2 separate regions of the Mus musculus genome follow, and region 1 is linked to region 2. A link is a loop called in an ENCODE intact Hi-C map of the cell type or tissue named here. Cell type or tissue: left cerebral cortex. All regions are shown on one strand. Links, peaks and the distances in the headings refer to the core of each region. The heading gives the core; the rest is flanking DNA. Region 1 overlaps Osbpl3 (oxysterol binding protein-like 3). Region 2 holds the start of Osbpl3 (oxysterol binding protein-like 3).

The links. Peaks named below come from ENCODE experiments on the same cell type or tissue, not always from the same donor. Only the 100,000 strongest peaks of a DNase experiment are listed, where the experiment ranks them.
Region 1: a loop joins it to region 2, with 2.4 times the contacts of the local background. A loop is called at or near these places in 7 of 42 quality-filtered maps.

The regions. Positions count from the first base shown.
Region 1 is chr6:50,350,465-50,358,464 of GRCm38, reverse strand. It overlaps Osbpl3 (oxysterol binding protein-like 3), which reads left to right. Exons shown (of 24, transcript NM_001347213.1): 4 at 5,364-5,480; 5 at 5,628-5,681; 6 at 6,508-6,621. Among named protein-coding and RNA genes, the nearest start is that of Gm52900, 27 kb to the left of the region's middle. In left cerebral cortex, for the core only: no CTCF peak of the experiment used is centred there; DNase peaks (open chromatin) are centred at 2,401, 2,944, 3,568, 3,925 and 1 more place; H3K27ac peaks cover 2,807 bases.
Region 2 is chr6:50,448,383-50,464,625 of GRCm38, reverse strand. It overlaps Osbpl3 (oxysterol binding protein-like 3), which reads left to right and starts at 8,272. Exons shown (of 24, transcript NM_001347213.1): 1 at 8,272-8,801. In left cerebral cortex, for the core only: a CTCF peak has its summit at 8,676; DNase peaks (open chromatin) are centred at 10,205, 10,981, 11,526, 12,250 and 6 more places; H3K4me3 peaks cover 3,965 bases; H3K27ac peaks cover 2,711 bases.

The sequences.
Region 1 (8,000 bases), core at 1-8,000, 100 kb after region 2:
CTGGACGTTGCCCTCTGGGTTTTAAAAACCTGGTAAAGTGATTACAGACTAATTAGAACAACCTGCTCTTCAGTCCTGCCAGATCCCTTTCCACACTTCTCAGCTGCTGGAAGAATGGAAGTTTCAGTCGGTTCTATTTCTGATATCACAGTCAGCCAGGGGAGCTGAGAACTGGGCATGTGCGAGGGGCCTGGGAGCGGTGCAGCGTGCACACAGCTGTGCTGGAAGGAAGGCAGCAGCGCTTGCGATCCGTGCACTCAGCACTATGGAAATGAACTTGGCCCACTCAAGAGCATGAATCAATGCCTAGCCGCCTTTCTAATCACAAAGCAGCTTCTATCTTGGGCACTTTTTAGACGTTCTGTAAAATAGACTGAACTCAACGCCAGATGACGGCCAGATCGGCCTCGTTTGGGCTTTTGCAGAAGTCTTGAGAAATTGCAGCCACATTTCTCTCTCTGTCTCATGGTCTTGATGACCTTTCAGCCTGATCCATGCAGGATGAGACATTAACCCTGCATATTAGACTCAGTATTAGGCTCAGTGAGCAGAGTTAGCCATTGCAGGACCTTGATGTCTGTGGTGGCCCAAATCTGTCCTGTAGTGTGTCTCTGGTATTCACCTCACTCAGGGTGCATTCCCTATCTTCAGAGCGGCATGGTATATGGAGGGCACCAGGTGCCACTCCTCCACGGACCCTTTAGTCTGGAACACTGGCTCCTCAAATTTATTTTTTATTACATTGGTTTGTGTTTGTGAGTTTCTGTGTTTCTCTGTGTGTATACACAGGTGTGTTTAGGCACACACATGTGCACATATCCATTGCCCTGGCACATGTGCGGCGATCTGAGGACAACTTCCTGGGGTCTGTTCTCTTCTCTCATGGCTCTTCTTCCAGGGCTTGAACTCAAGTTTTTAGGCATAATAGTCACTACCTTCATCCACTGAACCGTCTCCCAGCCTGCGTCTGATTTTTCTGAATACCACAATGAGTGGGCACTCAGTGCCCTTTCCATAGACTCTTGCTGTCAGACTTGCTCAGCTGATATTTACTGAGGACACAGATGATAATAAACAAGACTGGTAAGGCAAGGAACCCACATTCTAGCTGGAAAGGCATGCAGAAGAAGCTAGGTTTTCATTCTTAGTACTTCTCTTCAAAAGAGGGAGGGGCTTTCTTCAGGGAAGAGAAGGTTTTCGTAGAAATAGAATTTCACCAGGGAAGGAGGTTAGACAGGAGTTCAGGCAGGAAGGGGGAAATGGGCAAAGGGTTAGCAGCAGTGAAATGCACGGGCTGATTTCTTACACACTTGTACGCCAGTGACCAGAGAGCTAGGAGCTCTGAGCAGGCCCAGGGCTTCTGAGCTCCTTCTTCCAGAGTCTAGAGGTGGGCCAGGATTCACCCGCAATGTCCCCCCTTACCTTGTTCACTGGAATGTACACATCTAAAGATGGGAAAAATAACACTTTCCAATGAGGGCAGAATAATTAAAATCTCGTAGGCTGTGCCATGGGGTATCTGTGGCACTTGGTAGCTTGACCACAGCAGGAAATATACCTAATTCTCTTCCTCACTTTCTACCTTAAAAAAAAGAATCCTAACAAACCTGCGGTTGAAGGGTTGAAGGCCTCAGCCTCATCATAAAGTGTGTCCACTGTGATGTTAGCCACGGGAACAGTTTCTCTGACTCTTTCAGCACATTTATTAATATCTGCTATGGACTGTTTTAGGTCAGCGAACTGACAAAAGGCTCATGACTGTGTGGATCCAGAACGATCTCTCCAGTCCTTCTGTGGTGTTACAATATTCATTTATGTGTTTCCAACACCCCCGTATTTAGTATTCCTGTGACTCCGGGGGAATGTTATGAACTGTGACTGCAACTCAACCCTTTCCTGTGAAGCCAACGACCTAGTGTCCTTGACTTGATTCGAGAGTTTAATCTATTTTCTTGACTGGAGACTGCACCAAATCCCACGTAGAGAATCCTCTGAGTGGCTACCCCGTATGCGCCACGCTGCTGGAGTTGTGCACAAGGTGAAGAAGATAGTCTCTATGGTAGTTTGGAAAGAAAATTTGAGCTATGGGGCTCAAATGCAAAATCAGCAACTTATGAGCTAATTAAATGATAAATTACCTGGTAGTGCACAGTGACTACTTTACCACTGAGTTGACTCCTGCCGAGCAGACTTAACGGCTGAGCTGAGCTGTTTCTAGGTAACTGACATCAAGCAGGTCCTTATTTACAAAGATGTCTCATGGCACTTGCAGAATCTTTCTGGATGTGGGACACCCTTGTCATTGTGCCAGGCTGGGGATTCATTCAGAAAGTTTCTTATTGTCTTTTTGTCCCTTCACTTGAAGCTGAGATGCAAGAGACTTCTTCCCAACGCTGTCAATCAGCAGTGCCCCAGATTCCCCAGCCTCCGAGGGAACAGCTTCAGGCCACTGTCAGCCTCGGAGATCGAGGCTGCATCTTAGCTGTCACCAGCTAGCTCAGCAGTGACTTAGGAAGAAGCAAGCATTTGAATGATGAAGACAGGGCCTACAAAGGGCCCTTGCACCTTCTCTCCCAGCCAAGGAGAGCCTGCCTTTTCTTCATGGGGTAAATCTGGCTTTTCTGCTCGCCAGCACTTTCAAGTTCTTAACCTTGGAAGAAGATGAAACCTACAAACAGATGACATTTAGCAGGAACATAAATACATGCCCTTCCTCAATTGTTGACTTGAAGGGAGAGCAAACCTACTATAAACCCCAGGGAGGAGAAAACCCTATCTCCAGAATTCTGGGGTACCTCCTTTCTCACCAGAGTCAGTAAAGCCACGTTTGAAATTCTGTTCTTCTTTCCCATTCAGCCATGGGTAAGACCACATCTACGTTTCCCCTACTCTGGGAAGCATGGAGTAATGACTCATCCCTCCTGGAATTTGCACTGAGTGCAACTGAGAGGAACGGAGCAGACGTGGCGGCTGTCCTAGAGTTAGTGCTCTGTGCTTTGCCTTTTGCCTGGGAGTCTGAGGACAACTCGGAAGGCTGATCCACTTGAGTGCTTTCTATAGGACTGGCCGAGGATTCTTATGTGATGGTACCACACACACCCATCTTTCACAAGTGCGGGCCTATTGTATGTAATCTGAAAACAGTCATTTGACCTAAGGACACTGGACACAATTCGAATGTGTGCCACAATATAGCCTTCCGGGAACATGAGCCTGTAGCTTTTGTTCCACAGCTAGAGTTAGTTATCAGGAGCCTCCTGTTCCCAAGGCAGGAGGAAATGGGAGGTGCTCTCAAGGGGCTCAGCCTCATCCACACTACCACGAGCAAGGGGAAGTCCTTGGAAGAAAGGTTTAACACTGGAGTGATGGAGTCAGGGGGTGAAGGAATGCTTTCCTCTGGAGGAGCGGCGTCACTGTGGGGCCTTAGAGAGTCACAGCATTGAAACGGGTAAAGCACGGTTCTAGCAGTGGCTTTGCAAGCTGAAGTGAAAGGTTTCAGGATCGTTTGGTGTTTTACAGGCAGTGTGCTGAGCTGCTTATCACTAAGCAGACAGTTTCCCTGTTATTGTCTGGGCGTAATTGAGCGGCTGGACAGCTGCTGGTGGTTATTATAACAAAATCTCATTCAGTGCTGCTACCTCGCCAAAAAGTTTCTCTAAATTAAACACTGAATAGCACCCACCATCGCCCTTTCAACCATTGAAGAAATCCCTTTTACAGCTCCAGATTCTGAGATACCTACAGTGGTTATTTTTAAAAACTAGGCTGTGTCTTTATCTCCATTCACAGTGAAAAGGACTCAGATAAAAGGCAGTTGATCAAAGAATTCAGTTGCTGATGTAGGGAAGGTTGCTAGAGAGGATGCGCTGGGCTTTGGGAAGGATGGAAAAGAGCCCTGCAGGACCTCTCCCTGCCCTCTGCTCTGGGGCTGATCCCGATATGCGATCTAACTCCTGGCGACCACTAGTTGGCCTCTAGCTGTGCCATCTGCCCAGGGGTGGGAGCTTTGACTCAAAGCCAGAGTCAAACAAGAGATCTTCTCCAGTATCATACGTATGCAAAACTATATTACCCATTGTGAGAGATATTTTATATTGTATCTAGTGTATGTATCCAGACTCAAGTTGTATTCCAGTGTGTGCATTCCATGTGTATTATGTCCTAATCAACCAATCATCATCATCATCAAGCAATGATTTAAGTATTTTAAAAGAAAATTTCAGAATTTTTATTATTTTTCCTTTGATTACTTTTGAAATTTGTTTTCATTTAGTAGGAATAACTTCAATAGCCAATGATGGGGGAATTAATTAAAGCAGCCATTTGTGCTCCTTCAAAACTAAAAAAGAACCCAGGCCCAAATTATAAAGAATTTGTTGTTGTTCGTGTTGCTTGCTCTTTTTTTTCCTTGCTGTGTGACATAGGCAGCCTCAGACACTCAAGTCCTGGGATTGTAGCATGTCTTAAAAAGAAAAGTCTCTTGGATAAGAAAGGGGGGGGTTAAAATTTTCTGAGAGAAAGGGGGAAAAATACTCCAGACAAAACTCTTTCCGATGGTTTTGCGTTTCTGCTACTTCAACCCCTAGAATTTGGAGACAGTTATCCATGGAGCCACTGTTTCAGTCAGCTCAAAAGGTTCCCTAGCTTGCATCCAATTCCATTTTGCAGATACTTCAGTTTCAAATACTTTTTACTTATGTCTATATGTCTCTGTGTGTGTATATGTCACTGTGTGTGTATATGTGTGTATATATCACTACACAGGCGTGTAGTGACTGCCCATGGAGGCCAGTAGGGGTGGGAGGTGAGATCCTCTGGGGTTAGAGTTCAGGCATTTGTTAGCCACCTGATGTGGGGCTGGGATTGGAACTCAGGTCCCTTGGCAGAGCCGCAGGTACCCTCAACTGTTGTGTCGTCTCTGTCACCCCACTTTCCAGCCATTCCCCTATCATGCACAGTGCACAGACACATACAGCTTCTTGCTGACGTATGTGACATTGGTTAACATTAGCCTGAACTCTGCTGACTGAACAGTACCCGTGAGATGACATCAAAGTGAGCAAAAATGCAATTCACAGTAAGATCTTTCCCTTCAACTGTGCTGTCAAAGACTAAAAAAAAGAGATACAGTCCTTCTTTTTTTATTTTTAAAAAGAGCCTCTTTTTAAAGAAATCCAATTTGATGCTATTAAACTACAGCCTTGAATCTATAAAGTCCAATAAATGGATGGGAATTAAATTTACATTTCTTCTTATCAAATGTATCCAGGCTCCCTGTCTTGGATCGTTTCTCAGTAGCTTGCTGCTTAGTGTTACTACCTTTTAAAGTTGTGACATTTGGCCTGTTTCTTCCACTGGGACAGGACAGCTGGGAAGTCGTGGAAGGATTGAGAGGGGAAATGACTTACACCCAGGAGCCGCCAGTGCAGAAAGGATTTTTGCTGAAAAAGAGGAAGTGGCCCTTAAAAGGCTGGCACAAGGTAAGACATCAGTGGTGGCCGCTCCCTGGTGGGCACACACTCTACCCTCAGTATTAAATTTGAGAACTAATATTCTATCTGAATTTGGAGACCGGAGGAGGGATGTTAGCATGCGTGTTTTGCTAAGTTCTGTTTGCTTCCCCACAGAGATTCTTCTGCCTGGAAAAGGGAATCTTGAAATATGCCAAGAGCCAAGCTGATGTAAGTCTTCTTACCCAGTGTGATACTGAAGACCTGCGCAGGGTGCTCCAGGGCAGCCCAGAGCCGCAGTGCCCTGTGGGTAATGGTTTTTCCAGTGCCACAGAGCCCCCTCTCCACCCACCCCGACCCCTGCTGTCTTAGCTTTAGATCTGGGAGAGATCCATTCACCACCAGGAGAAGGGGCAGGACACCTTACTTACTGCGTTCCATAGGTCTGCTCTGGTTTTAGCTAATCACAGGAACAGAGCGTGTGGCAAGCGTTCTTCCCACTCTCCCGGTGACTGAGGGGCTTAGTGTAGAAAGCCATGGCTAATGTGGACTTCCTCTTGAGTTAACCCTAGGAGGTTGGTTGGTCTAGAGGATTCTGAGTGACCAGCGGGCCTGTCTCATAGGGCGCTCTCCTCTTTCCTGGCCATTCGAGTCCTCCCTAGTTTGTCTCTATTCTTCCCTTTAAGTCGGTTATGGATGACAGTAGACAACAGGCACTGTTCAAGGGAAAGGCAATGCCTCTTGCTTGTATTGCCTTCGAGTCAACTCATGGAGTTTCCGCTCCTTGGCTTGCATCCTGGCTATGAAAACTCCTATTTAGACTTCTGTCCTCCAGTCTCTTCATCTGTGAGATAAGGCCAGTGCTTCTGTTCAGAGAAAGAATGCAGTCCGTGTGCAACACTTAACTAGGTCCGGCTTGGGTGGAGCGCTCCATCAATCGTAGCGTCCAGGTTTCGCATTGGCAGATGTAGAAGATGAGGTGGCAGGGGACCAGGGAGGATGTTACAACCGCCTTGACTGCTGTGACTCACAAGCAGCCCTCTCTGTGCTTCTGTAGATTGAGCGGGAGAAGTTGCATGGCTGCATTGACGTGGGGCTCTCTGTGATGTCTGTGAAGAAGTCGTCTAAGTGTATCGACCTAGACACGGAGGAGCACATCTACCACCTGAAGGTGAGGCTTCAGCCAGGGCCCCGGCTCCCACCGCGCCGCCGCCACCAGGGCTTTTATGGGTTGGGAAGTTGTCTGAAGCAGAGTCTTGCTAGCTTGCCCACTCTGGATTCAAACTCCTAGAGTACAGTAGTCTGCAGCTTCAGCCTCCCGAGACACCAGGGCTACAGGCACACTCTCCCAGTGTGATTGTGCACAGGCCTTTCTGCTGAGATCTACTGACCGTCACCATGCTGGTGATGATTTGGGGACATGCATTCAACCTGTGGGCAGTTGTCATCACTAAAGTATCCCTAAGGGGTACTTCTGATGTTAGGGTGGGCCATCTCTCACAATCTCTCTCTCTCTCACTGCTTGAAGAGTTAGCGTTCCTTCAGTGTCCTTGTCACCATCCCTAAATGTTATCACTCCTCCCCAGTGACAGCAATCAATGACAAAAGCACCTTCATGTCCCCTCCTCCCAGGCTGTGTCATTAGTATAGAACCATTTACCCTAGAATAAAATATGTTCTCCGAAGGATAGTGTTTACTCTGTGGATCCCTGACCAATGGCTTTAGCCAATTTTACAAAGACTTGGTTAGTGTCCTCATATTGTAGTGAAATGTCAGTTTTTCCTCAAGTGGTCCTTGGCAAATCTTAAGACTCAAAGCTACCTACCTACCGCCTTTCTCCTGAAGATGGGTGACATCGTGGTAATACCAAGCACAAGGCCCAGGGCAATGCCAGCTCTTATGTGACTGCTTACTGGCTGTTAAACTTTGACCAATCAGTTGATTCTTGAAACACTCTGCCTTGTTTTTACTTTACCCCACCCCCACCCCCTGTAAAAATATGGAAGAGTGTGTGTTTAAGGTTTGTCATAATTCCTTGGGGGTCAGTAATTTAATAAGTTTAATTATTGTTTAGAGTGGTTAGGCAGTGCGTGAATGTTGGAGGTAAATTGAGAATTGCTTAGCTTGCTTGGCGTTTAGGGAATGGGGCTGAGGGCTGGGATAACCAAGGATCTCACCTATCCCTGTCCTTGCCTAGCTTGTGTGTCTCATATCTGTCCCCTAACCTAACCCTGAACTCTGGGCTAGTTCAGTGTGTCAAGCAGTTCCCCTGGTACTGTGGGCCAATGATGCTTTGCTGTGGGATGTCCCAGGTGTTACCGTTACAGCCTTTACCCAGTGGACACCAGTGGTGTGTCTAGTGGTAACAGCCTACACAAGTGTTTACTGACAGAGAAAATCTCCTCAGTGAAATAACTGGCAAAGTAAAGGAGGGGGAAGCCACGAATTATTTATATAGCAATTAATAATTAATATCATAATTTTGTCTTTATAATTTACAATTTAATAATGAGTATAATAAATTATATATATTCATAATTGTGTGTGTG
Region 2 (16,243 bases), core at 4,443-12,442:
GTCATGCTCCTGTTCATAGTTTTCACAATGATCACCCTGGCAGATTTATGACTTTATGTTGATAATCATGGAACAGCAATTAGGAAAATTTACACGATATCAAGTTAAACAGAATTCATGTGTGCTTATCCTAAAATTACATCTATGTGAAAAAATATTATATCTCCACTGTCTAATGGAAGAGATTTTTGTAAGTGACATTTATAGGCATTTTTATTCTACGTGACTCATTGTTTTTTGGTTTTATTATTTTTTGCTGTTATTTTGCTGTGCATATTTTTTTTTTCAGCAAGAAAAAATATATGTAGTGGTACTGGGAATTGAACTACAGTGTTCTGCATGGCAGTCAAGTAACTTATCACTAATCATCACTCCCAGGCCCTTTTTACTTTAATTTTGGGGCAGTGCTTTGTAAACTTCCCAGGTTGGCCTAGAACTTGTGTCCTTACTGCCTTAGCCTCCCAAGTATCTGAGGTTATGGGAGAGCCTGACACTCACACCAGGTGAGGTGTGCACCAGTTCCTGCGTGTGAGTACTCGTGCGCATGAGGCATCAGTGAAACCGTACTTTCAGAATCAGTTCAGAAAACTCCACTTACTTTTTGAAGAAAGGGACTCCAGGTGTTGATATGCTTATTTTTTTTAAAGAATTATTTGTTTTATGTATGTGAGTACACTGTAGCTGTCTTCAGACACACCAGAAGAGGGCATCAGATTCCATTACAGATGGTTGTGAGCCATCATGTGGTTGCTGGGATTTGAACTCAGGACCTTCGCAAGAGCAGTCGGTGCTCTTAACCGCTAAGCCATCTCTCCCTGTTGATATGCTTTATACCAGTGGTTCTCAACCTTCCAACGCTGCGAGCTGTTAATGCGGTTCCTCATGTTGTGGTGACCCCCAACCATAACATTATCTTGTTGCTACTCCAAAACTGTAATTTTGCTACTTTTATGAATCATAATGTACATATCTGATATGCAGACTATCTGATATGCAACCCCCAAAGGGGTTGAAACATAGGTTGAGAACCATTGTTCTAGGCTAAGTACCCACAGCATCTTCACAGGCACATCTATTTGCAGTTCCAAAAAACTCAGTTCATTGTTTTAGGCTTCTAGGAGAACAAGGGCATCATAGTTTCTTCCTCTGAAGAGCTAATTTCATCTGAGTGTGGCATCCAGGTTCTGGGGGTCAGCAGGGGACTCATGTGCAAGTTACAGGAACCAAGGACCAAAGCACTTTCTTTAGATGGAACCCCATGTCTCAAGAATACTATGGAGAAATGAAAAGACCTCTGAAAAAGTGCCAGCCACTTCACGGAAAAGTAGAAGGTAAAACTTCTATAGGTTTCTAGTTTTCATCTCTGTAAACAGAGACAGGTCGATGGGGTGGCAGGATGGACATAGACAAAGGAAGCTACCTCTTCATCTTCTTATATCATAATGGAGTTGATGGGGCTCTAAGAAACTGGGACATATCTTGCGCGCGCTCTACTGGCCAGGAAGAACGACCCTGCAACAGGATCCTTCTGCACACGTTTATTGGGAGAGCTTGATTGTAGAGGCGAAAAGACCCCGAGCCCAGAACTGGTGCTGCTTTTATAGGCCTAGGAGAGGCATGTCTTACACCCAGATTGGTTATGCACTATGCCTCATTTGCATGTTCCTCATCTGATTGGCTACTCTCTCTCAGTACCTCACAGAACCTCATTATCATACCTCATTTGCATGTCTCACATCTGATTGGTTACTCTCGGTACCTTACAGAACCTCATTATCATACCTCATTTGCATGTCTCACATCTGATTGGTTATACTCTCAGTACCTTACAGAACCTCATTATCATGCCCGGGCCAGGCAGTGTCTTTGCAAAAACTTTACTGCATATGTACACATTGGTTATTTGTCCAAACTTATGCGTGGTGGCCAGCAGTAGTCAGTGCCACTCTGCAACGGCACATGTGGCTTCCCACAGACATATATGAAAGGAAAAGGGTAAAATAAAAGTCACAAAACCTGTAACCTTGGCAACTGGGCAGTCTTCAAGGAACCAGCATCTTTTTACTTTCAGCTGGCTGGGAGAGTCTTTCTAGGACTGGGCCCTGAGCAGTCATGGCCTCGAGGCCCGACATGGGCAGCCCCTGCTAAAGGTCACTTCTCTGCTATTCCTTTTATTCTTGTGATAAATATTTGAAGGCTCCCCTACCACTAGCTGCTGAAGCAGGCACAGGAAGATGAATGATACGCCATCCTCAAGGAGACAGAAATTGATCAGAAAATGGTGAATACAATCTTGAACTGTGGCCGGTGCTGTCAAAATAAATAAGCACACTCCAAAGAAAACAAACCTCCCAGTCTCCACTAGAGCAATGACAGGCTGTGTGGGAGGACTTCCCTGAAGAAGGGATGACAGAAGGAGGGCTAAAGAATGAATCACCATTCACAAAGGAAGAGAAGGAACGGCACATGCTGGGTATAGAGAGGGAACACATGTGCCAGGACCTGTGTCAGGAAATAACAGAATGCAGAGGCAGGCCAGTGTAGAGAATGGAAGGGATGCGGGGGTGGGGGTGGGGACAGGTGAAGGGGGGAAGGTGCCTGGCCATGCAGCATACTAAGAATCACTCACAGAATGTGTGTCTTCATCCTGAGAGCAATAGGAAAACCATGGGAGAGTTCTATGATTGGAGGGTTTGCAAGTACCTCTCCCCCACATTTAAACATTTGCTTTAGAGTAGAGAATGGCTTATAGGAGTGTCTTGATTTCTTTTCTGTTGCTGTGATAAGATGCCATGACTAAGGCAATATGGAACGAGTTTATTTGGGGCTTCCAGTTTTAGAGCGGGAGACTCTGACTAACATTGTGGAAAGTGTGACAAGAGGCAGGCATGGAGCTGGAACAGCAGTCGAGAGCTTACATCTTGATCTGCAAGCAGTGGGGGAGGGGGGGAGAGAAGATGGAAGGAAGGAAGGAAGGAAGGAAGGAAGGAAGGAAGGAAGGAAGCAAGCAAGCAAGCAAGCAAGCAAGCAAGCAAGCAAGCTGGGCCTGGGAATTAACTCAGGGGATAAAAGTTCTTGCTGCTCAAACCTGACAACCTGGGTTTCAGCCTCCAAATATACATGAAAAGCCAAATACAATGTCTTATATTAATAATGCCAGTACTCCTATAACAAGATGGGAGACAGAGACAGTGTAATAGACCAGCTCAAGAACAAGCCAAGCTGGACTACATAGCACAAAGAGTGGCCCTGCTTCAACAGGGTGGAAGGTGAGAAGCAACTCTTGAAAGTTGTCTTCTAACTTGCACATGCACACATGAAACACGCTCATCAGCACTCAGTCACGTACAGGTCTCTCTGCCTCTGTCTCTCTCACTCTATCTCTCTGTGCATGCACCTGTGTGTGTGTGTGTGTGTGTGTGTGAAACGAGAGATGCTATGGCTTGGTTCATTCAACTTGAAGTGCTAAGATTGGACCCAGGACCTTGCATATCTAGGCAAGTACCTTCCAACAGTTTTAGCCCCCACCAACTCACTCAGTTTCTGATCCATTCCCTCTCATGTGTACAGACAGCACAGAGGTCGGAAAGGTAAGAGTTGCATTTCCAGGCCTCTCTTGCAGCTAGATTTGCAGGTGTGATTTGAAACATATATATCAGAGGCATTCCTGTAGAACATGAGCCTAGCAATGATATAATAAGGGGAACAGCAGGATTTGAAGCGCACATTCTGCTGGTGTGGCTTGTAACAGAAGGAACGTTCTGGCATTTTTGCCAGAACTTTCTGATTTGACAGACAGACTCCTGATAGTGACAGGAGCGGTAGCAGTCTTGGCAGCTCAGGTTGGTAGTGCCTGGCAAATGAATGCTTACTATAATTCATGCGGGCTGTCCTTAGTATTTACAGTAGATAACATGATCACATGCATGTGTTCCCACAGTTGGTACTTAGAGATAATTTGATAGTTCAGTCCTGAAGGGAATCCTGTCCCTCTATGTCCCTCTCTTCCTCTAATGTTCATTTTTATATTTGTTCATATAATGATATAAACAAGTATAACATGCTTTAAAAACTGGTTTTGCCAAACACTTGAGAGAAAACTGAAAGCTCTCTTGTTTTAAAGGTGAGCAATCTGGAACATTCCAGAAATGTTAGACATCTGATTTAAAAGATGACTCATTTAGAATTAAATTAAACTTTGACCTCAAGTTTCACAGATGATACCTCTGTGATACATTAAACAGGACTTAGATCTAAACCAAGAACTCTAACAATGTGGCAGTTTCCTTTACAAGAGCTTTACTGTAATAAACACAGATTTTAAAATCAAAAGTTAAAAATGTCAACCAAGCCATTCTGGAAGTTACTCCCTGCTTCTACTTCTCAAAATAATTCATCTTTGTTTCCCTGAACACACTTTCGGTGCCTGTCTTAGGACAGCTTCCAGTCTCTTGTACCTGAGTTCTTGAAGCTTGTACTGTAGCTATTTATATACAGGCTTGATCTGACCTATGGAGGAGTCTGTAAAAACACTGAAGGCAGAAACACCCTCTGATCCACTTTTGTATGTCATAAAGTGACTGCTAAGAATGGTCCTTTATACAAAGGTGGTGCATGATTTATATTTAGTCAAGGAATAGATGAATTCTTATACAATCTTTGTCACGCGCTCACTAATACTCTTGAATGACAGCTTCTAAGGTGATTCTATGCAACAAAAACCACTTTAATATATTTTCCAGATAAAAGTGAAGGGGGAAGATGAGTAGGACATACTTTCTCCTCCTCCTCCTCCTCCACCTCCTCCTCTTTTAGAGTCAAGTTCTCCCTCTGTAGAATGCATGGCTGGCTGACCTGGACTCACTATGTAGACACCGCTGGCTTCACATTCAGCCTTGGGATGTCATGGTTCTTCAGTCCTGGATGCTCCTTCAGCACCCTCTTTCATGATCACACTGTTCTATCAGTAATAGCTTCCTAGAATACGGGGTTAAGAATTTTGAGCCCTAATTGAACTTGCTGATAAAACCAGCCTTGGCTTCTTCCTGTGGTCTGCCATGAGTCAGGGAAGGGAGTAGCAGGAAACAAAGCATGCAGGCCAATGCTCACTCCCCACAGGAAGACAGTGAGCCTATGTAGGACCGTGGTGGCTGCCTACAGGAAGACAGTGAGGCCAATGCCTTTTCTCCATAGGAAGACAGTGGGGGCAGAAGCTTCGTCCTGTGGTGCCTTGATACCAAGGCACTGCACGAACTGCTCTTACACAATCATATTTAATTCTTAGACAGCCTCAAGCAACGGTATTATTTGGGTTGCCATTATCCAAATGGGTTTAGGGAAGCAAAATTTACCCTAGGTTCATGACCAGAATCCTAGCCCTAAGCACGAACTTCTTCTGTCTCCTGATCTGTGGCATTGGCTATGTGCTGGGCCAGTAGTTTTTGGTCAGGAATGCTCCAGGGGTCGTTTGGAGGCTTCATAGTTGCTACAACCTGGTAGGACATTGTTCTTTGTGTCTGGTGGGTAGAGTGCAGCTTCCAGGCACTGGCCTTCCCCACATGCACACAAAGAATTATTGGGCCAAAAGTGTCAATCACAGAGGTCAGTGGGACTCTGTCTTAGTCTACATGGCAATTGTTTCCAGATTATAAAACTCTTCATGTAGCCCAATAAGTATAGTGATTATTTTCATCTCACAAAGTAGGAAAGGTGATTGCTTAACTAGGAGGTATCATGGCAAGACAAGAAGCCAGGGGCTCTCGTTCTAGGAGCCTATGGAGTTCTTGCCTATACTCCATTATGACCAGCTTCCTTTACTGTGAAAACATGCAACTTCAGGCAGCACTTGCCTCTACTAGGAACTTCAGAGGCTAAAAAGCTTCAGCCAGACCAGGGAGATGTCTCATGGGGTGAAGACAGTTGCCACTAAGCACGAGTTTGATCCCCAGGCCCCACATGGTGGAAGGAGAGAACCAAGTCCTGCAAGTTGTTCTCTGGCCTTCACATTTATGCAGTGCTGCGTGTACACACACACACATACACACACTGACATTTGATAAAAGGAAAGAAAGAAAGAAAGAAAGAAAGAAAGAAAGAAAGGGAGGAAGGAAGGAAGGAAGGAAGAAAGAAAGAAAGAAAGAAAGAAAGAAAGAAAGAAAGAAAGAAAGAAAGAAATTAAGCCAACGTAGAAAAACCCTACAAGGTGGTGGAGTCTCTAGAAAGATCAACAGCATTTGTTCAGCTCTTCAGAGAAGAAGACTCTCGAAACTTACTATATGCAACCATTGATCTTTCTCTAGTACATTCAGATCGTTGTGCTAAAATAGGACTGTGGGGAAAGCTAATTTTAGGACAGTAACGAGCTTTTGCAAGATAATTAACTCTGCGTGGGTTTCAACTTTAATCTTTCCCCTCTTGATTTGTAGGAGTGGAGCGCCTGGAAGTTTATTTAGAAGAGGAAGTGAAACTGAAAAGACTGGCTGAGATTCCTCTTTCTTGGAGGCAAAGCACTTTGAATATGAACAAATCTCTCATCCTGACTCATTAACTGCCTTCAGTACCAACAGGGAACACACAGTCAGCTTGGAAGAAACTTAAGAAAAATCCAAGGACAGGATGCCAGCTTAAACAATAAAACCATAGCTTTCTGTCCAGCCTTGGCTACTAGGCCATTTGGTACAGGCTACCACCTCGTTGTGTTCCAGGTAACTATGAATTAGGCTCAGCACAATATGTGTATGTATATAGTTATGTGATTGTGTAATCTGGCGTGTGAACTTTGGAGACGATAAACACCATTTACAAAGTCCAAAGGTTGGATTTGCCTGTAGCAAAAACATTTCTGTGGGATAAAAGGCATGTATTCGGTAGAAAAGCTGGCCTGGATGCAACAAGATGATTTGGAGTAGGGAGGGGAAAAAAAGTGAGTGTGACTCAGGCACCTGAGCTGGGCGTGGGCAAGGTGCCTCAGGCCTGCTCCTCGGTGCTCCTTCCGGTTTGGTGTAGTTTAGGAAGCCCTGCATCATTTATATAGGGATTGCCGAGTGCTAGGGCTCACAGCATCAAGAAAATCTGCTTTCTTCGTCAAACTTCCCCGGCCACCTGGCAGAGCCAAAGACAGTTCCAGAGAGTGTATCCGTGGAAGGTTCCAGAAAGTGAATATCCAAACCTAGTGAATGAAACATGGTTTATACAGATGTGAGAAAGAGCCTCAGAGACGTTCATACAGGGTCAGCCTGACAACGGTCAGCCGCTGGTGGAGGCATGTACTTGGCACTCTGGAACATCTAGAGTGTCAGCAGCTGAGCCAAAGGAGCCAACATGCCCAGTTCGGTGAGGCAGGCCAGATGGATCTTAAAGGGGTTAAATACATCTGCAGTTCCTAGTGCCCAGAAAGCGTTTCCTGAGCCTGAGAGCTGCTGAGTCCTTCCTGCTATGGGAGCCTATTTGAGAACCTCCTCCCAGAGGACTTCAGGGGCCTGAGCTTCTTCCATCACCCCTTCGGAGGCTCTCTGCATGGCGCTCTCTGTGCTAACAGTTCACCAATGTTTTCCTGATTATTCACATATATATATATATATATACTCTCTTTGGTTTATCGTCTGCGTCCTCTCTAAAATGTAGGTTCTGAGAGGGCAGAAACCCGGTGTGCCTTTACCGCAGGTGCAGGATCACATCTGTTCCTGGCATTCATCATTCCCTGCCCACCGGGCCACCTGCGGCGCTGGACTCATGTGCGGTTTGCAAATTGACCTCAAATTATCAGTGGCTGACATCCAAGCTAGGATTCTGGCAAGTGGGCGGTGAAGTCGGATGGGCCTGGACATCTAGCCAGATGCTCCTGCGTTTCGATCGCAAACTACACTGCATCTTCTTTCCTAACCTATGGACGGGAACTGTAACAACAACAACAACAACAACAACAACAACAACAACACCTTTCTCCCTTCCTGCCTCCTCTGTAACCCTATACCAATCTGGACAACTGCTTCTGGGGGCCAGGTCCCCAAAGTCCGAACCAGTTTCTAATATCTTGTGTCTAACCCTTGGCTCACCACATATTTCCCCCTTATTTATTCTCAGCTCTTTTCAGTGTTCAAGTGATTATTGTCCGTTGGACTACTTTAGTCCCCTGGAATCTTCTCCTTAAAACAGCTCCTTTCGCGCGAACCTCAACTTCCTCCTAAGTCATTCACTAAATATTTATTGAAAGCCTAAGGGGCACACACTACTCTAAGGATGCTGGGAGCCGCTGCCCCGCCCAGCCACACCTACCATCACTCTCCACCGCTCCACACGCCCTGAACCCTGGCTGGCGTCACGGAATCCGCCTGCAGCTTCCAAGTCCAACGCCTCACCGCCTTCCCCCGATGACTCCTGATTGGTGGGAGTGGGAGCCACTCTGCTGCCCCCCCTCCACCGCCCTTTTCACGTTATTCCGCCCAGTGGAGAACTCAGGCTCCTCCTCTTAGCTCCCTCCCCTCGCTCCAGCTCTTCAGCTAATTGCCCGGCAGCGCGCGCCCTAAAGTTCTAGGCGAAGTATTGAGAACTGGTCGCGGGGATCGCACACCGGCCAGTAGCAGGGGACCAGGGACCCCGGCACCAGGAGAGCTGGTGCACTGCGCGGGCTCTCGCCCACCATCTGTCTGCGAGCAGCGCTCGGCGCCCCAGTCTCCTGCGGCTGGTGCTGGAACTGCCGTCGGCTGAGACTTGCAGGGACCCGAGAAGCCCGGTTTGCGTCCTTCTCGGTCTGAAGCACGCACTGGGGAATCGAGAAGCGTCCCCAGCAGCGGAACACTTAGGTGAGCAACAGGGCGTCCGCCCGCCTGGGGTTGAGCTGTGGTGGAGGCCCCGAGAAGGCTCGGGGACGCAGCCATTCTCTATGGTTCAGACTGTGTCTGTGGTGGTCCCGGGAAGCCCGGGTCCACGGGGCAGCCCTGAGACTAGGAGGTCGTCTGTCGTGTAAGCGCCAGTTTTCTGGGAGGAAGCACTCTGGTGCTGCTCACCCTGGAGCTGTGCCCCTCGAGTTACAGCCTGGCGGGGATGGACCCGGAGAAGGAGCGGATCTCAGGAGCCTGCGTGCGGGTGCATGAGGATGCCGCGTAGAGGAGCTGTCCCGGCACAGCCTGGCGCTGTGACGGGCTGGAGGCACAGGAAACCTGCTTAATTCTGCCAGGAGGAAGGCTTTACTACACCCTCGAGCTTGGGGCCCTGCGGTGCAGGCACCTCGCTCTTCGGCCTCCCCAGTCAGGTCACACCGCTCCACAGTGTCTGCACTGGGACCGAGAGCACCCTTCCCTTGGGGCTTCAAGCACTCAGCGGGTGATTGGTGCCTCTGGCGTCTCCCGTGGCATTGTCTTGTGTCCTTCAGACACTTCTTAACCAGCCGCGCGCCTCCCAGACTGTTGGAGCTGAGAGGGACATAAAGTTGTCTCTCACCTTGTGTCAGGGAACGGGGCTGGGGCATTGGAGTCCCCTCCGATGTCGCAGTGCCCTAGGAATCTGATTACTTGATGAGATCGTTTGGGTAGTGTATTTTATTTACACTGTAGCTGCAGAAGATGGTTTCAGAGATAGGTAAGCATAGCTCTGACTTTGGGTCATCCACACTCAACACTCTAAGCATCATACAAGGTGAGGACCTCCTTTTGGCCTCCAGAAACCTTCAGACAGATTGCAGTGCATCCAGGCTAAATGTCCATTCTGTCCATCAACTCCACACTGCCCTGTTTGCAGCTCTTCACAGAGCCTAAAGCTGTCTGGAATCATCTGCTTGTTTTTCCATCTGCCAGCCTTCTTCCGCTGCTAGGATGCGAAGTCCTGGGAAAGCAGAGACCAGGTCCTATTTCTCGGTCGGTCCATCCTCAGTGTGGAGAAGGCAGCTCTCCACACTGCAGCCTCACACTACACATTTATGGAATGAGTAAATGTTAACTTCTTCATAATCTGAGACTATTGATTTCATGGCTGGTTTGGATTTTCATCTTTTTCCTTTTTTATCGGAAAAATTAATAAATGGCAGTAACTCCTGCTGATGAGCATGCACTAACCATCAAGGTATTTGCTGGGAGCTCTGTGTAGATACATATAGATGATCCCTAATATTATAGTTGTCTGATTAGCTAGATTTTTTTAAGTCCCCTATTTTAGATGTGTGTTTACAACCCCGTGCTTTTTTAGACAGGTGTGTGGTGGTTAGAGGACTTTAGGAGTTGGTGTGTTCTCCCTCTCCCTCTCCCTCTCCCTCTCCCTAGTTCCCTCCCTCCCCACTGTGGGATCCAGGAAGCAAACTCAGGTAGAAACCAGGTTTGCTAACAACCCGTCTCCTTGACCCAAGCTACACACTTTAGGCATTTAAGGCTCTTGCAGGTTACCCAGTTGTCCTAAGGTTATTAAGCTGTACTGTGACTCTAGCCTGTTTTCTATTTTGTTGGGTTACTTATATTTTAAAAATCAATTAATTAATTACATCCTAAATGTTGCCCCTCCCAGCCCCCCCCCGCCCCCCCCCCAAGAGTTCCTTCCCCCCAGTGTTGAATTACTAATAAGAGACGAAAATATGGTTTCCACTTTTGCAGGCAGTGGATATGTTGTTCAGCTAAAAGTTCCCGTTTTATTCCTGAGATCCATTTTCAGTAATGACTACCCATTGTAGGCCAGATAATACCAGACTGCACAGGACGAATTATGTCATAATCTTCACCATCTTGATAGGCTCTGTCACCGGAGGAGACTGCAGCAGGGTTCAGGAATTTGCCTGGGGTCAGTAGCAATTCCCCGAGGTCTTCATTATCTCTCTGACTCTAAACCCTTAGCACCTTCCCTCAGACTCTGATGTCTCTTCTCCTGCTGTTTAATCAGTGTTAACCCAGTGATGGAGCCCAGTGCTGATGCTCTCTGAGACTACCCTCTTTGTGAGTGGTCCAGGGTCTCACTGCCGTTCGTTTCTGTGGTTGAGTACATGGTGTGTGGGCCTGGTCCATCAGGGGCTTTTAATAGGGAGGAAAGGATATCCCCGTTTTCATCTGGATCCAGAAAGGAATCAGGCTGCTTTTTCCCACTGTGGTAAATGAGCTCCCACTGTGGACCATCCCCATCCCTTTCACAAAGTGCTGGAAAGATGAGTGGTTCCTCGCAGATGCAGAAGCCACTCGCCCCAGAAGGTTCTGAAGTGACTTTTCAGTAACATAAACACATTTAGCTCTTTCCACCCTTGCATGAAACTGAGGGTGTGGGGAGATTTGGGAAGAGATAGGATTGGTATGATTGCCTCCTAAAGGGCTAGTGGCAAAGAGGGAGGAGGAGGGCCACAGACATTCCTCTTCCTCTAGCTTCCAGACAGTTTTGGGATAATACAGTTCTCCCTGCGAGAGGGTCTGAGTAACCCATCATTTGTTTTATAATGTACTTCTTGCAGGGCTACCTTTTCTTAACTGACACTTCCATTTCAAGAGCTCCAGCAAGGGCTGGATTTGAATGCCCTGGAAGTGAGGGGGGTGTGAGAGAGACATTAGGGACTGGTGGGAGCTGTTAAGCTGAAAGCGCTTGCCATGCATAATTGAGAGCCATACAGTTTCCTGCTAACTCCAGTTCTGCCTAAATCCACTTATTCATTCACTTTCTGGCCTTCTCTAGAAACTTCTCTTTTGCCTTCTCAGTTACAGCTGTTCAGACCACATTCCTGCTTCCCTCCACCCGCCCTTGTCTCAGGATCTTTCTTGGTCTTTTGTAGCCTCCACAGTGCCTTAGTTCAGGGATATCGCTCTACCCTAACATTGTCTACAAGTGGTTCCCCTTTCTTTCTCTTGTCTAGCGTGTGTAGTAAGGCAGACTGTTTAAGAACTGTCAGTATTGTATTAGTAAACACTCTTGGGTGGCTTTTAGAGTTACTAACAATATTAGTTTTAGCCGGATTCTGGACTTAGATGTGGAGAGTCCTGTCGTGGATGTTGGCCACCCATGCATCACCTCTTTCTATTTTACGAGCCACATCAGAGCCACTGAGTTGTCCCTCAGTGACAAGGTGAGTGTAGGAAAGGCTCAGTTCTGTTTGCTATTAGTAAGTGTTGGAGCTGAGAGTAAAACCCAATTCCCTTTCACTACCCAGTTAGTGTAGACTCCTTAGCCCAGCTCGGGATTTGGGATCGGAGGCTCAGCCTTGGCTTCCGCTCTAGCGTTCCTGGCCTGTGTGCTGGTAACCTGAACCTTGTCACCAGAACGTCTGGTGTTTGCCCACGCGTGCCTGTTGCCTTCTGTGCTCTCCCACTGCCTTACTCTCTGTAAGAGCTGTCTTAGTCAGGGTTTCCACTGCTGTGAACAGATACCATGACCAAGGCATCTCTTTTAAGGACAACATTTAGTTGGGACTGGCTTACGGGTTCAGAGGTTCAGTCCATTACGGTCGTAGCAGGAAGCATGGCAGTTTCTAGGCAGGCATGGTGCTGGAGAAGGAGCTGAGAGTTCTACATCTCCATTCAAAGGAAGACACCAGGAGCAGGCTGTCACCCATGTGGCTAGGAAGAGGGTCTCAAAGCCCACCCCCACAGTGACACATTTCCTCCAACAAGGCCACACCTACCCCAACAAGGCCACACCTCCTAATAGTGCCACTTCCTAGGCCAAGCATAAGTCATACCACCACAAGAATGAAAGTCTTTCAAGCTGAGCTCAGACACTGCTTCTGAAAGCATAATCTCTGTGAACCCAAACTCTCAGAGCACTTAAAAGCAAAGACAAAAACAAGACTACCGTGTATTCCTGGCTGGCCTGGAACTCTCTGTGTAGATCAGCATGGCTTCAAACTCCGTGTTCCACCTGCCTCTGACTGCGAGTGCTGGGATCAAAGCGTGCACTGTGACTGGTCTTGTCAAAACATTTCTTTTTTTAAAGTGGGAATGAACACCCAGTTCTGACCGCTGAAGATGCCGTTGGTTTCTTTCTTTTCTTCCTCTGTGCCTTTATGTCTCCTGGTTCTTTTATCCCCTTGCTTTCTGGCCCACTCTTTATATTTAAATGTGTCACTCCTTTCTTTTATGTACATTATGAAGATGCTGTTGCTGCTGTGCAAGTGTATGTATGTGTATGTGTGTGTATGTGTGTATATGTATGTGTATGTGTGTGTATGTATGTGTATGTATGTGTATGTGTGTATATGTATTTGTATGTGTGTGTATGTGTATGTATGTGTATGTGTTTGTATGTGTGTGTATGTGTGTATATGTATTTGTATGTGTGTGTATGTGTATGTATGTGTATGTGTGTGTATGTATGTGTATGTATGTGTGGAGTATTTGTGCATGCTCATGCAGATACACATGCGTGTACATATTTGTCTCTCCTAGTGCTGAATTTGGTGTAGGTTCTGGGGACCTTAACTCATGTCTTCACCCCCCATCCCTCTCTCCTAGATTTTAAATGTCTTGAAGGCAAGGCAAGTGGGTTGTTTCTGTTCTTGACCTAAGGATCTGGTGTCCTTTTGATAGAAAAGACTCAATTAAAAAAATTAGACAATTATATTTGGTTACATTGTGTTAAAAAAAAGCAGTTGGAATGTGTCATTTTGTTTTCTAGTTTTGTGTTTGTGTTTGTTTTGTTTTTTAAATACAGGGTTATTTGCTTATTGTTATGTGGCTCCAGGCTGAACTTTCTCTTCTGCCTCTTCTTGCTAAGTGCTGGGATTGTGGGCATGAGCCATCCTGCCCAGCCCTGCTTTCTAGTGTTTGATCCATAATACTTTAATGCATACCTTTGTAACTGTATGCTGAAGCAACAGAGCATCTAGCGAAATCCACGGGAAGCACTTATCCTGAGCCCTTTTAAGCCACAGAGGGAATCGTAAACTCTTATATATAACAAAGCTGTGGAATAAACACCATGTGTGTGGTGTACACTGTTTTCTAGTTTGTTGAGGTTTGGCCCGTTGCTATGTATTGCAATGCTAACTACTGGCCCTGGTTGCTTCAGGGAGGAGAGAATCCACATGTACATCAAATAATGATATGTGATCTTGCTTCATAATTTAAAAGTATTGGTTAAATAAAGATCCTGACAGCTGATAGCTGGGCTGAAGAGAGTTAGGTGGGTTTGCTTCTCTGGCTTGGGGTCTGAGGAGGACCAGGAGGAGAGAGAGAAGAAGGTGGAGAGAGGAGAAGATGCGATGGGGTAGATGAATCATGAAAACATAGCCATGAGGGCCGGTCAATTGGAGTTAAGTGTGGCCCAGATGGAACATGGCAAGTTTTAATTTGGGCTTATGACTAGGGAAATAGATACTAATAGCTTAGAGGGTAGCTATCTGCTCATCTGTAATGCATTTAAGGGTTTTTTTTTTTTTTATAAATATAAAAGTTTTGTGTCTTTTATCTGGGAACTGAATGATCCAGGGCGGGGGTAGAAACCCCTGACTGAGATTAAATATTTATTACAACATTTCTTATCTGTGCTAATGTTACTCTTATTATGAGCCTATTACAGGGGGTGTGAGGTGGCTTGTCTGACTAAGTGCTTGCCTTGCAACCATGAGGACCTTAGTTTGATTCCCAGAAACCTGGTGCTGTGGCTGCTGATCCTAGCACTAGGGAGGTGGGGACAATTGAATCTTTGCTGGCAGGCCAAGTGAGAAGCCCTGTCTTGAAAGGAGAGAGCAGTACCCAAGGAATGACATCTCAGGTTATCTTCTGACATCCATATTCATTCATGTATACACTACACTTGGTCTCTCATACATACTACACTCTCTCTCTCTCTCTCTCTCTCTCTCTCTCTCTCTATATATATATATATATATATATATATATATATATGTATACATAAACAGACACTTTGGAATTCATTCTGTCTATGGATTTTTATTTATCAATTAATATTTTGAAGTTTAGTACGATTTCCATGGCCTCTCTGAATCAGGTCCAGCCCCTGTCCAATCTTATAGCTGGATCAAGTGGCTTGGACTGAATTGGTCACTGGAGTTTATTGTTGTGGTTTTGTAAACAGTTTTGTGTTACATTGTATTACGTTTGTATTTGTCATTTTGTATTACATCTGGATAATGTAGTATAAACACCTTGTGTATGTAGCGTATTTGGCCACTACTTTTTAAAAAAACAACAGCGTTGGAGCCATAATTCATATGTGGTGGTTTGAATGAAAATGGCTCTCATAGATTCATTGGGAGTGGCACTATTTGGATGTGTGCCCTTATTTGAAGAAGTGTGTCACTGGGAGGGTGGGCTTTGGAGCTTCAGAAGTTCAAGCCAGGCCCAGTGTCTCTTTTTCTTCCTGTCTGCCTGCCAATCCAAATGTAGAATTCTTGGCTCCTTTTCCATAATGGACTAAACCTCTGTACTGTTGGCCAGCTCCATTGAAATGTTTTCCTTTATAAGAGCTGCTGTGGTCATCGTGTCTCTTCACAGCCATAGAAACCCTGAGACATCATGTGTCATACAACCGTAATTCATGTATCATGTAATTCATCCTCTGAAGTTATACAATGTAATAACTCCTAGTATCATGTTGTGCAACTGTCACAATAATTAATTTTAGGACACGTTATTACCCCTATTTGTGTCTGTATGCAATCATTTGTTCTGAAAAGGCAGGCATAGACTCTGAGACTTTTTGTGTCAGATTTCTTTCATCCAGGATTTTGTTTTCAAGGTTCATTCCTGGGATGATAGGAGTCAATACTTCATTATTTTTATACTATTTTAATTATTCCATATTTAAGTTAGTCATAATGCCTTTAACCCCAGTACTCAGGAGGCAGATGCAGGCAGATTTCTGTGAGTTCCCCACCATATTGTATAGACCATGTTTTATTACCCATTTGCCAGTTGGAGGAGCTGGCGGATTTTTGTAAACTTTCCCAAGTTCTGGTCACTCATGCCCTTGATTGAGTGGCAGTGCCCTTCACATCTTGACGCCACACTGTGTGACAGGAGATAGATCCTTAGGAAGCAGCAATTGATAAAGTATTGTAGTGAATCTGTCATGTTGGGGTCCTCAAAGCATCTTGGTTTCCTGTGGTGCTGGGGACCTGTGTCAGGACCTGTGAGATGCTAAGCTTATACATACTCTGTCACTGCGCTTACAAATCCAGCTTGATTATTTAGACACCAACTCAGAAACACCAACAGTTTAAAAAGAGCTGTTAATCAAGGAGATGTGACTACGGATGAAATACTGTAACAGTGTAGAGAAGACAAGATCAGCGAATGCGTGGTGGCCACTGAAGTGGATGCCGTGC